2 separate regions of the Homo sapiens genome follow, and region 1 is linked to region 2. Evidence: read pairs that join two places in POLR2A ChIA-PET (ENCODE). Cell type or tissue: MCF 10A. All regions are shown on one strand. Each heading gives the region's core, and the rest is flanking DNA. Links, peaks and the distances in the headings are about the cores only.

The links. ChIA-PET counts read pairs that join two places held together with the same protein. Peaks named below come from ENCODE experiments on the same cell type or tissue, not always from the same donor. Only the 100,000 strongest peaks of a DNase experiment are listed, where the experiment ranks them.
Region 1: POLR2A ChIA-PET joins it to region 2 with 5 read pairs; 10 of 35 experiments call an interaction of 5 or more read pairs at or near these places.

Annotation. Positions count from the first base shown.
Region 1 is chr6:53,806,768-53,810,767 of GRCh38, forward strand. The region is part of intron 1 of LRRC1 (leucine rich repeat containing 1); the gene reads left to right. Among named protein-coding and RNA genes, the nearest start is that of LRRC1, 14 kb to the left of the region's middle. In MCF 10A, for the core only: no CTCF peak of the experiment used is centred there; no DNase peak of the experiment used is centred there.
Region 2 is chr6:53,749,189-53,757,700 of GRCh38, forward strand. The region is part of intron 2 of LOC124901334 (a long non-coding RNA gene); the gene reads left to right. All of the region lies in intron 2 of LOC124901333 (a long non-coding RNA gene), which reads right to left. Among named protein-coding and RNA genes, the nearest start is that of LRRC1, 42 kb to the right of the region's middle. In MCF 10A, for the core only: no CTCF peak of the experiment used is centred there; a DNase peak (open chromatin) is centred at 3,823.

The sequences.
Region 1 (4,000 bases), core at 1-4,000, 56 kb after region 2:
ACACTTACCCTCCTGTGGTCAGTTGTTGATTCCCAGAACCAATTAAGGAAAAAAGATCAGCAGATTTTCTTTGGTTAAAACACTCACTCCCTCACCCCCAACAACCTTTGAACACTGAAGTTTTTCTCTTTTGTCAGTTGCATTTTCCCAGCTTTTCAAAATGAGGCAAAATGGTTGAATTTGGCTGGGATCTTTTTTGTGTCCTTATTAAATGAACTCAAGCAATTCAGAGGGTGTTGTTTGAAACTTCCCTTTATGTTGATTTTAGTACCTGAGAGATTGTATTTTGAGAAACAGTTTGGGGACTGACCATTAGAAATATCTATGGGTCAGTATCAGATTGAGGTGGCTTTGCAAGGAGTAAGTTAGGATCAAAGGCTACAGCTCTCTAGTCTCCTCCTGAATAGCTGGCTTCTCTGATGGGATGTTGGTGTCAGGCTTCAGAGACATCTTGGTTCAGGAATGGGGACTAGGGATGGGTCTCTGCCGGATCCTGACAGACCCTCCCTCCTCCTTCCCTCATTCACTCCACATGCTTATTGTTGAGTGCTGGCTGTGCTTCAGGCATCGTTCTATCTAGAAAGGCAAATAAATCTCTGTCTGTATGGAGCTTCCATTCTAGGTAAGGATGGAAAACAGATAAGAAAATATGAATTTCAGGTAGTTACAAAAGCTATAAAGAAAACAAAACAGAGAAGCCAGGCGCAGTGGCTTACGCCTGTAATCCCAGCACTTTGGGAGGCTGAGGCGGGCAAATCACCTGAGGTTGGGAGTTCAAAACCAGCCTGACCAACATGGAGAAACCCCATCTCTACTAAAAATACAAAATTAGCCAGGTGTGGTGGCGCATGCCTGTAATCCCAGCTACTTGGCAGGCTGAGGCAGAAGAATTGCTTGAACCCGGGAGATGGAGGTTGCAGTGAGCCAAGATCACGCCATTACACTCCAGCCTGGGCAACAAGAGTGAAACTCCGTGTCGTCAACAACAACAACAACAACAACAACAACAACAACACCCCCCAAAACAAGGAAGTACTGTAGAGAGTGATGCAAATGGAGATTTCTATTTAAGGCCTCTCTAAGGAAGTGACATTTGCATCGATGGAGTGGGGCAGCCATGTAAATATGGCAGAGCTTCCTGCAAAGCCTTGGGGATGAACTTGGTGAGTTTATGGGCAGAAAGAAGGCTAGTGCAGCTGGAGCCCTTGGCATGGGCAGTAGGAAATCCAGGTGAGGATATTGGCAGGGCCTGGAGGGCCTGGCAAGGAGAGTGGATGGGTTTTCATCAGTTGAAGTGTGGCAGATCATAAGCCTATGAGATACCTGATTTATGTTAGAGAGTTCACTCTGCCTGCTGATTAGAAATTAGATGATAGGAAGAGAAGAAGCAGGGAGACTGGGAGAGGGGGCTTTTATTGAGAGGTTCTAGTGAAGTGCTGCTGGTGACGTTGACTGTGGTGGTAGCAGTAAATGGTGAGATAGCTTGGGGGTAAAGTGGACAATACCTGCAGGATGTAGATTTTTGGTTGTATTGATGGGGAGGGGGTAGCAGAATTATTTATTGATTTAGGGAGGACTGGAAAAGGGAACTGCAGTATAGGAACTGCAAAGTACTTGAGTTGAGTCATGGCAGAAGTTTTTATGAGACCTAGAATTTAGGAGAGGAAACCTGGGTAATTGATAATTATAATAATGATAGTCAGCATTTTATGAGCAATGTGCCTCAGTCTGCTTTAAGCACTTCCTGTGATTAACTCTTTTAATCCTTACAACCATAGCTATATTTCACATAAACTGGTTTATTTTACAGATGAGGATACTGGGACATGGAGAGGGTAAATAACTTGCCAAGCAGCTACTAAGCAGAGTAGCAGAGCTGTGATTTGAAGTGATGCAGTCTAGCTCCAGATCCAGTGTTCCTTATCATGGACCTTCCTGCTTCAAGGTCAGACATGGGGAGACAGTGTTGTCTGCACCAAAAGCCACCTGATGAGCCATAAGTTGCATCTGTTCTGTGAAGGGGAACAGAGAGACATCCATGACCCCTGCACTCAAGCCTGAGTGACAGAGTGAGACCCTGTTTCAAAAACAAATAAATGAAAAGAAAAAGAGCACTGAGCTGCAATATCATTTAAGGAAAGGGGTCACTAAATATTAATGAGCTGATTCAAACATAATCTTTCAAAGATTAGTGACACCCATTCTTTGGTGCTGGATTTCCTACTTTCAGGATGTAACTTAACAGCTGAATCCTTATATACATACTTAAAGTCAAAGCACATCCGTCTGGGAAAACAGTAGGAAGCTCTCTGAACAGCAATGAGCATTTGTTTTCTCATAGCAGCACTCCAACTATAAGTCTGCTCATAATTATTCAGCTATTATATACTATTTTTTCCTGTTCTCAAAGCATATCAAGTGATTATGAGGAAATCATTAGTCTTGACTGTAAAGGTCAGTATTATAAAGAGGCTCTAATGTGCTTTCTGGAACTATACATATTTCAGTACTGTTATAAATGGATGCTAATAAAAGTTAAGGGAAAACAAGCATTTTACAATAGATCCATCTTATAACATATTACACTTATTCTCATACCTTGATTTTTGATAACTTCATTGCAAAATGGCAGGAGGAGGAAGGGGGCAGTGTTATTTATGCCCCACACCGCTGGTAACTATAGTGATTCACTGAAATTGCATGGGGACAGGAGCAAAGCGAATCAGATCTCTGTTCTTCAACCCAGTCACCATCCCTCTTTGGTAACTTACTGTTTAAAAGGAAATTTTGTATAAAGGTGGTTTTGGTAAGGTAAATACAGCAGAAGATATTTACTTGTGTACTTTATTTAGTTTTTAAAAAGTTTATATATTCTAAAATGTTTATTTCAATTTTCAGATACAGGTACAAGGTAAATCTGGTCCAAGAGAAGCATCAGGTAACTTCTGTGGTTTCAATTCACTGGTAGTTTCCCCTTAGTGGAGGGTTCAGCCCTAGAGAGACAGAGGAATGTATCTGGAATACTCTGGACTGCAAATAACAAAAATCTCAACCTAAAATGCCTTTAATGAAACAGGTATTTAGTTATCTCACACATCAGGAAGCCTGAAGGTAGGGGCAGTGCTGGGCGCTTGTATGACTTCCCCGTGACTTGGTCCTGTGGTGGTACCCTTAGCAGAGAAGAAAGGGATAGATAGAGTCACAGGCCAGCCCTGGCCACCAGCAAGGCTGACAGTGACAGTGTCTGGCTTTTTTATTTTATTTTAAATTTTGACTCTGTAGCGGGAAGCAGGTAGGCAAAGAATAGTTGGAAAAAGAGGTTGGGAATGAGTGTGGGGTGGGCACTGTGCAGTGTCTGCTGCAAGAAGGAAGGCAGGAAGGAAGGCAGGCAGACAGTGAGAGCCTGCCTGATTCTTGCAGACACCCTTCTTTCCCGTCAGGGAGTAGTAGATAAATGTTATGTCTCTCGTTTAACCCTATGTCTTCTGCCAAAAGCATAAGGACCATCTGCTCAGGAAAAATCTCTAGCAGGAATGATTCTGTTTCAAAGTATTCTTAAAAAAGCTTTTACGACTGGGCATGGTGGCTCACACCTGTAATCCCAGCACTTTGGGAGGCCGAGGCAGGCGGATCATGAGGTCAGGAGATAGAGACCATCTTGGCTAACATGGTGAAACCGTGTCTCTACTAAAAATACAAAAAATTAGCCGGGCGTGGTCGTGGGCACCTGTAGTCCCAGCTACTTGGGAGGCTGAGGCAGGAGAATGGCTTAAACCCAGGAGGTGGGGCTTGCAGTGAGCCGAGATCCGGCCACTGCACTCCAGCCTGGGCGACAGAGCGAGACTCCGTCTCAAAAAAAAAAAAGCTTTTACACGTAGACATTTTCCCTAGATTTTATTCTCACTTCTTGTGTGAGAAATTTTGAGAGAACAAAAACATACATAAATAGGGTATAATAAAAATTAAAGTGATCAATACACTTAGTTTCTAACTTGTTAAT
Region 2 (8,512 bases), core at 1,836-5,835:
GCTGTAGCAAGAGCAGAGACCTGAACTGTTTTTGCAGAGTTAGGTTCTCTTGCTTTGTAGTGACCCACAGTGAGCACATACTCTGGTCCAGGGGGGATGAGAGCCATGTTGAACGGACCTGATCCCAATCTGCAGCTCACAGTTGGAGCCCAGAGCCTGGCGCCCAAATCAAGCACAGCCCAGCAGATTGGTTGTTGATTTGCAGACATGAGCCTGAGGATTACTGTTCTGAGTTACTATGTCTTTGAGTGATTTGTTGCACAGCATTATTGTGGCAATAGCTGACCAATATACCTCCCAGATAAATGCTTTTTAACTACTCTCGCCCAGTAGAACTAACCACCTCCTCCTAAGCTTTTTGTGCTCATTGTGCTGTTACAGATTTATATATCTGTCTTTCCCAATGGACTTAAGTCCTATGAGGGCAGGTGCCAGGTGTCACTTAATTTTGTATCTATGACCTCCAGCATGATGCTGAGAATACAGTAGGCCCCTAATACCTTACAAGTGAATAAATAAATGAATACAAGGAACACACTGTCCCAGGCCTGAGACTCTTAGGTGGGGCGGGTGAGAAGGAATAGGAAATTACAGATTTCTGAGCCACTGCAATTGTCATCAAATACAAAAGGGGCCAAGCTTTGTTGGTAGACTGAATAAATAATATTTTAAAGCACATACGTTTTGTTTTTCAGGTATTTATAAATGCTATTGTGATTAATGAAGGTAAATAGCTTATTTCAAAGTAATAAATTAATTGCATATTATCACCATATATTTCCTCAAATGATGGATATAAAAAGAACAGCTCATCTCAAGTAAGGAACAAAAAGTTTTGACATTAAAAAGAACCCTCATATTCGGAAATGTCAGGAAATACCATTCCAGACTATTTGAAGAAGTCATAGAGAATTCAGCATTATGCTGAATCTTTTCTTGCTTGTTTGCTGGTGGTCAATGTGGCGGTGACTTGGCATGTCTCTCTAGCTTCATCTTTCCTGAAACTTTAGGTCACTGCAGATTTACATCATAAGGGTGGGGCTGCTGTCAGACTTTGAGACATCTCAAAGAAAATTATAAGCTTTCATTGTTTCTCCACCCTTTCTATCACAAAAGCTGTCATATCACTGCATTTTACAGCTCAGCTTTGGGTTGTAATTATAGTCATTGCCATGAGAATTCTTCCAAAAGAGAGGGTTTATTTAATAGGGAGAAACTCACATACACAAAAGAAAGGACTGCCAGCACAACAGTAATGATTGAGCATTGATAGTTTAAAACATGAAAACTACACATTGAGTGTGGCAGGGAGTTGGCTTAAACCATATGCCTTCCCGTCCTAAATATTTATAGTAGCAAGGAGGCTTCTGTGCAACTGTCAAGGCCTTTTTTTTTCTCTTTAAATGTATTTTTTCCCTTCCTTCAAATTCACTTAAAGGATGATATTTCTCATCTGTGGCTAGAATACTGCAGAGGAATATTTAAGAGTTTAAAGGCATGTGAGGAGAACTGGAAGTGGAGGTCAGGGGAGGGGGAAGCAATAGACAAGTGGTGACTTCAGTGAGAATCTTTAACTGCTCATAGGCAACTTTCAAGGTCTCAACTTAAGCCATGACCCAGGCATAGCTCCATGGGGCTGACAGAACTAATAGGAGACTCTGGACAGGATATTTGATAAATATTTGTTAATGAACACGTGAGTAAGTGAAAAATGAATGCTTCAGCATTCATTATTGATAAATACTGATAAATATTTGTTAATGAACATGTGAGTAAGTGAATGATGAGTGCTTCAGCCTGCCCCTTCACTTATGCTCCTTTCATCATCCTCCGCTAAGCACTCTACACTCCTGTGGCAATGAAGTATTTGCCATTTCCCAAACATCATGCTTCCTCTTGCTGTAACTCCTGGATCCTTTATCTCCTCATGCAGCCCACCATAGCCTATCAAGCTCCTACTCAACCTTCAAGTTGTAACTCAAGCTGTCATAGTTCCATGCTCTAGCAATACTTTATACATGTATAATAACTCAAAACTCACTATGTTATAATTTCCTCAATTCATGTGCAGGAACCATGTATTTTAATCATTGCAACCTAAGCAACTGGCTTGGTGCGTGACACATCATAGATATTCAATAAGTGGTCACTAAATATCTTTTATGCTGTTTGACCCTTCCGGTGCCTTCCAAAACAGACAGTAAATTCCTGCACTGTGGGATGGTTTCTTCTACAATTCTTTGTGTAAAAGAATTCTTTATTCTTTATTCTACATGTCCTCCTTTCCTAGGACGTAGCAATGTTTCACTCTACCTCAGAACTGATCAAGCAACAAGATAAGTAAGACCCAGTTCTAGATGCTAGGGTTAAGAAAAGGGAAGAGAAACAATTGGAAGAAGTTTAGTGGGAATGACATCATGATATTTACCTGTAGGAATGACACATACAAGTTTAGAAAGCATATTTCAAAGTAGACAAGAAGGTCATTGTAATAGTTCAGAATAGAGAGTTGGGGATATGTATACATATACATATATATAACATATATATGTGTATTTATACTTGTGTATCTATATATATAGAGGAAATTATATATGTTATATAGATAATTTCAGGAATAGCACTTCTAGGATTTGGTGGGTGATTGAAATGGCACAGAGGATGAAAGGAATCTAAGATTATTCCAAGAGAGCTTGGGCAAATCCTGTATTCTGCCACTACAATGGGAAATGGCAGGAGGAATGGCTTTATTAGCAGAAGGGAGGAGGACCCTGAGCTCAATGCTGCTTTTATCACAAACGAGGGACCTGTGGATCATCCAGAAGATAACTGTTCATCAGTAGACAGTTGTTTTGGAGCTCAGCAGAACAATCAAGACTGAAGATACAGATTTCAGAGTCATTAGCAAGCAAGTAGAAGTTGAAGTTTAGGTTGTAACTTACATTGTCCAACGATGTTATATGGAGTAGAGGTTCTAGGGGGTTGGGGTAGGAAAAGGTTATGTGGGAGTTTCCATCTCTGAAAATGGGAGACAGTTGACTAAAACCACATGCCTTCCATTGCTAAATACGTGTAGTGGCAGTTTTTAAAAAGCGAGAATTATTGAGAGTCTTGTGCCCTGATCCTGTGGGTGGTTTTGTGTATAATTTAAAAAGCTCCCTATGTGTGCTGATATAATCTCACATCTTGAGGATGACTGTTGAATATACTTTTATAATTAGACTTACTTTGTACATTTACATATTTGACTCACCTATGAGATTTGAATCACCTACGAGATTCTGCGCTACTTGAGGGCAAGACTTTATCTTGTTTAAATCTATATCCCCAGTGCTTAACACAGTGTCTGTCACACAGGTATTCAAATGTTTCATGAGTCAAATGATCTAATTGATTGTTTATTTCACAAGGTAGGGTTTGTCACTGACTTTTTAAATGTAAGAACATGGAGGCTGCATAAGATGCAGTAACTTGGTCATGGCACACAGCTAGTAAGTGGTTCAGCCAGTTGCCCCAATGCCGATCAGTGTTTTTCAACAATAGCTCACTGCCTCTGCTCATTCCTAAATCTGCCACCACCATCAAAAGACAGGGAAGCAGGGTATTTAGGAACTGGATGTAGCATTACTGGAAGGCCCTGTTAAACTCAAAGTGCTCTCTAAGATGTGTGCAGCTTACCTTGTCACTCCTTACTAACCGACTTCTTAAACTATCCGGTGAAAAGAACATTAAAGAAAGAGCTATTTCGTATTGGACCCATGTAGAGAAATATTCAGATGAGCCAGGAAAGTAGGAGAAATGACTAACTGAAGGAAAATTGCATCACAATTCTTTATATGCCTCACCCCTTTTATCTGATTAAACAAGGAATTTGTTTTCACATGTTCTTTGCATGAATAATATGATCTTCCAAACAGGAAATTAAAACCTTTGCTATACTCTAGGCCTCTCCTTAACCAAAAACTTGATACGTGGATGCTATATTTAATATGTAGAACATGTGGTAAAGAAAACAGGAAAATGCTGAGAAAGGAATGGGGTTAGAGAGGACATTTTATGATGGAAAAATATAGAGGGGACAGTATGGAAACTCTAGTGACTGTGATTTCTGACAAACAGTCCCTGAGTTGTAAACATCTAATACCTATAAGGTAACCTTGACTCTTAGCTGGCCAGAGCTCCTCCAGGAAAGCTGTTAATGGACTCTCACAGCTTCCAGAGAGCCTATGGATCTAAAAGTAAAGATCCTAAAAGCCAGGAAAGTTTGTGGGAGCCATTTTAACGAGTTTATTCTCATGAAGGATGATTCTGATTAGACATTTGTCTTTGTGAAATAAGCTTCAACTAGGCAGAGGTACAAAATATTAGGAAGGTAAAGGTCCAGCAGTCACTTGAACTTGATTTGGGTTTGGATAATCAGTTTGCTTTCTAAAGAATCATAGCACCTCCAAAGGCAAGGGAGTTGGGTTGGGAAAACGTGGCACCCCTGCCTGCTCCTCCAAGTCAGGAAATGCAGGCAGGCTTACAGCCAGGTGAGGAAACAAAGGATGAAGGCAGGAGAGGGATACACAAAGAAGGAAGGTGCCAAAGCCCAAATCCGCCAAATAAATTTGCGCAGGGCTTGACCATGCACCAGGAAAGGGAAAGGAATTATCTTTCTGTTTTGCCACAGACCTGGAACCTTCTCTGACCTTCCAGAGGCTAGTTCCAAAGGCTAGGTTGGAACTAGCCTTTCCCTTCTTGGTTCCCCATGGCTCTTTGCTCATCCTTTGCCTATAATGGCTCTTTTTGAGACAGAAACAACAGTTAGCATTAATCAAATGTACCAGCTACTCTAAAATTGTGATTTCATTTCAATCTTATAACAATACTATAAGGCAAGCACTCTTATTATCCCCAGGAAACTGAGGCTTAGAAAGTTAAATATTTTGTTCAAATTCACAGAGCATAAGGGGCACAGCAGAAATTCAAGTCCAGGTGTCTAATCCAAAATCTTTCCTCTGGAGACTCCCTGTTTTTCATGAAGCCCAGAATCCTGTCTTGCACATCACTTTCTCCTCATAGTACCTACATGGTCACTTGGACATGGTGAGTGCATTCAACACATATTTGTTAAATTGATTTTGAGTTTGTCAGTCTTTCTGTGGGGGTGACAATTTTCATTGACTCCTGGGTATCATTAATATTATTAAGTGAGAACATACGTGATTAAGGATGTGCCAGACACAAACCTTTCCTACCTTCCCAGATTCTCTCATCTGCCTCCTGCCATTCTTCTGACTGGCGCCTCCCTTACATGCCTCAGCTCCACTTCACTCCACTCCACTCCACCCCACTTCACCCCACTCCACTCTGGGTTTGGATGAACGACCACATTTCAGGGCAATGGAGTCAGCTTCTGGGGAGCCTCCAAAGGGCCAGATGGCACAACACTGAAATGCAGAGGAACTAGGTTCGAATGGGATGAAACTCAATCAAAGGTAAGTGAGACAGATAAGGGGAGCCAGGCAGATAACTCTCCATTCTTTCTTTTCTTGCATCCTTTGTGGAGAAGGTCCCTCATGCTAGAGAACAGACCTGTGCTCAGCGAAATACTGTGCTTTTTGAGTTAGTTGAGAAGCAATGGCCAGAATGATACCTCGTTGCCTTATATGGCTTTGCATTTTTCCTCATCTCGTTTCCTTTCTTTCCTCACCTGCACTGCCCTGGGCTTGTACATATCAAGTAAAATGGCAGCATAAGACAAGGAATAAAGAGAGACATGATATGTCATAACAGTAATAATCCAAGAAACTCTAACAAACATGTACTTATCTGTACTTCGCAACAGAGACATGAAAGATATTTATAAATAAAACAATTGGTTCCACTGGGGGAGACTGGCAAACTCTAAACCACAGTGGGAGATTTTAACACACCTCCTCAAAGCTGATAGAGAGATGTCAATACTCTTCCCTTTGGCAATGAGAGATCAAGAAAACAAAAATTAGTAAGTCTACACCAGATTTAAATGAGAAAAATGATGGAAAATATCCTTGAAAACCCAAAGGAGCTCAGAATCCTATTAAACAATCATGACATAGCTTCTATGGCAATAGAGGTTTGGAGGTTCAAGAAAAGTATTACCATACCGTCTTTTGGGACCTGACAACTTAGTTTGAAGGTAGGAGAGAGCCCATTCCTCAAGGTCAGGTCCAATACTCTGGCACCTAAGATTCCATGGGCAGACACTCACTGGCCCAGGCTCACGATTCACTCTACAAGTAAAATCTCCCAAAGTCACTCAACACTGCTGGTCAAAGCCCACATGTGTGCCATCAGAATAAAAGGTGGGCCTTTGAAGATTTATGGTTTTTACCCCTAGCCTCCCACTTCTTTAACTATCTCCATGGGCTGAATCTTTTACTTTTCAAGCAACGATAACATTGATAATGCAGAAAACTCTGAGAAAGTTGTTTTGATGCAAATGCTTTTACTAAGTTATGCATCTGAGATTCTTGGTAGTCTTTTACCAGTGAATAAACATCAAATTTTACCCTTTCACAGTTTTTCTCTTCTGCTATATATTCAATTATTATTCATTTGAATTCCTTTCTTCCTGAACATTATATTTGGAATTTTCCCAATGACACATTTTATTAATTTAAAAAACACTTTCCATTTTTTTCTCATTATCAAAACAAACTGTGCTCATTGTAGCAAATTCAGTAAATACAGAAAAGCAGAGAGAAGAAAATAAAATTCATCCTACCACCCGGTAGTAGTCACTTTCACATGTCATTTTAACCCTGCGACAACTTTTCGAAGCTTACGGGTTCAACTTTCCTGAAGTTCTTAGGCTTGGCCTTTGGCTTCCACCTTTGTCCTTTCTTTCCATCCTTATTCTTTCCTTTTTCCGTCCTTATTCTTTCCTCTTCCCCTCTCCCATTTTCTTTACATCTGCCAATTTATCAGTCAATAACAAATAGAAAGGGAAAATTAAATGTTTAATCTTATTATAAATATCTTATTATTGAATTAAATTTAGGTGTAATAGAGCCATGTGTGAAGACAGAAATTTGTCCATCAAATTTGATATTAATGGTAACTCCTAGCACTAGGCATCTCGGATATGAACTCAGTGAAACAGGAGTGGATCAGTTCATGGGGTTATCCAAAAAAGCTCACTTTCCCCAGCTCTACAGAATCAACAGTCTGAACTTCTCTAGAACAAAGGCTATCTTATTTACTGTGTTTTAATAATAATGGCACACTTATTAAGCATCAACCGCTGATAGAACTCGTTTACATATATTAATTAATTTAGTTTTCACAATAATCCTGTGGCAAATACTAGTAATATTACTCCCATTTTGCAGATGAGGCTACTGAGGCACAGAAAGATAAAGTGACTTGCTCAATGTTTCACAGCTTTTAAGGAACAGAGCTGGCATTAGAACCCTGGCAGTCTGTTTCCAATGTCTGTAGTTTTAAACCACTGCCAAGCTTCATCTAAAGTGTTTGCATATTTTGTAAGTTGTGATTTCTATAGCATATAATGTTAGAAATAACTTTAGATGGTTCATGGAGTTATTTTAAAAAATATTACGGTGGCACATGCCTGTAATCCCAGCACTTTGGGAGGCTGAGGTGGGCGGATCATGAGGTCAAGAGATCGAGACCAGCCTGGCCAACATGGTGAAACCCCATCTCTACTAAAAATACAAAAATTAGCTGGACGTGGTGGTGTGTGCCTGTAGTCGCAGCTACTGGGGAGGCTGAGGCAGGAGAATCGCTTGAACCTGGGAGGCAGAGCTTGCAGTGAGCCAAGATCGCGCCACTGCACTCCAGTCTGGCGACAGAGCGAGACTCCGTCTCAAAAAAGAATTTTATGTTATATGATGTGTGTGAGAAAACTATATCTTACACAGAAATCATAAGTATTTCTGCTTAGGATGAATAAAATTTTAAAGTCAATGTCAAGAAAAAATTAAGTAATTAGAGGTATAAATGGTATGTAAACGTTGCAAAAATAACAAAAGTGAAAGTGACATGCTAATTAACACTGTTAATGTAAACGCTCAAACCATTGGCTGGGTACGGTGGCTCACGCCTGTAATCCCAGCACTTTGGAAGGCCGAGGCGGGCGGATCACCTGAGGTCAGGAGTTCAAGACCAGCCTGGCCAACATGGTGAGATCCTGTCTCTACTAAAAATACAAAAATTAGCCGGGTGTGGTGGCACACGCCTGTAATCCCAGCTACTCAGGAGGCTGAGACAGGAGAATCATTTGAACCTGGGAGGTGCAGGTTGCAGTGAGCCAAGATCATGCCACTGCACTCCAGCCTGGGGGACAGAGCGAGACTCTCTCTCAAAACAAAAAACAAAAGACAAAAAAAAAAAACTCAAACCAAGATGTCACCTCTAATTCAATGTTGCACCTGGCAGAGATTCCCCACCAGCAGAGTGGATCAAAGATGGTAGGCCCAAACTCTCACCCATATTTTATCCTGTAGCACTGTGAGTGAGGCTT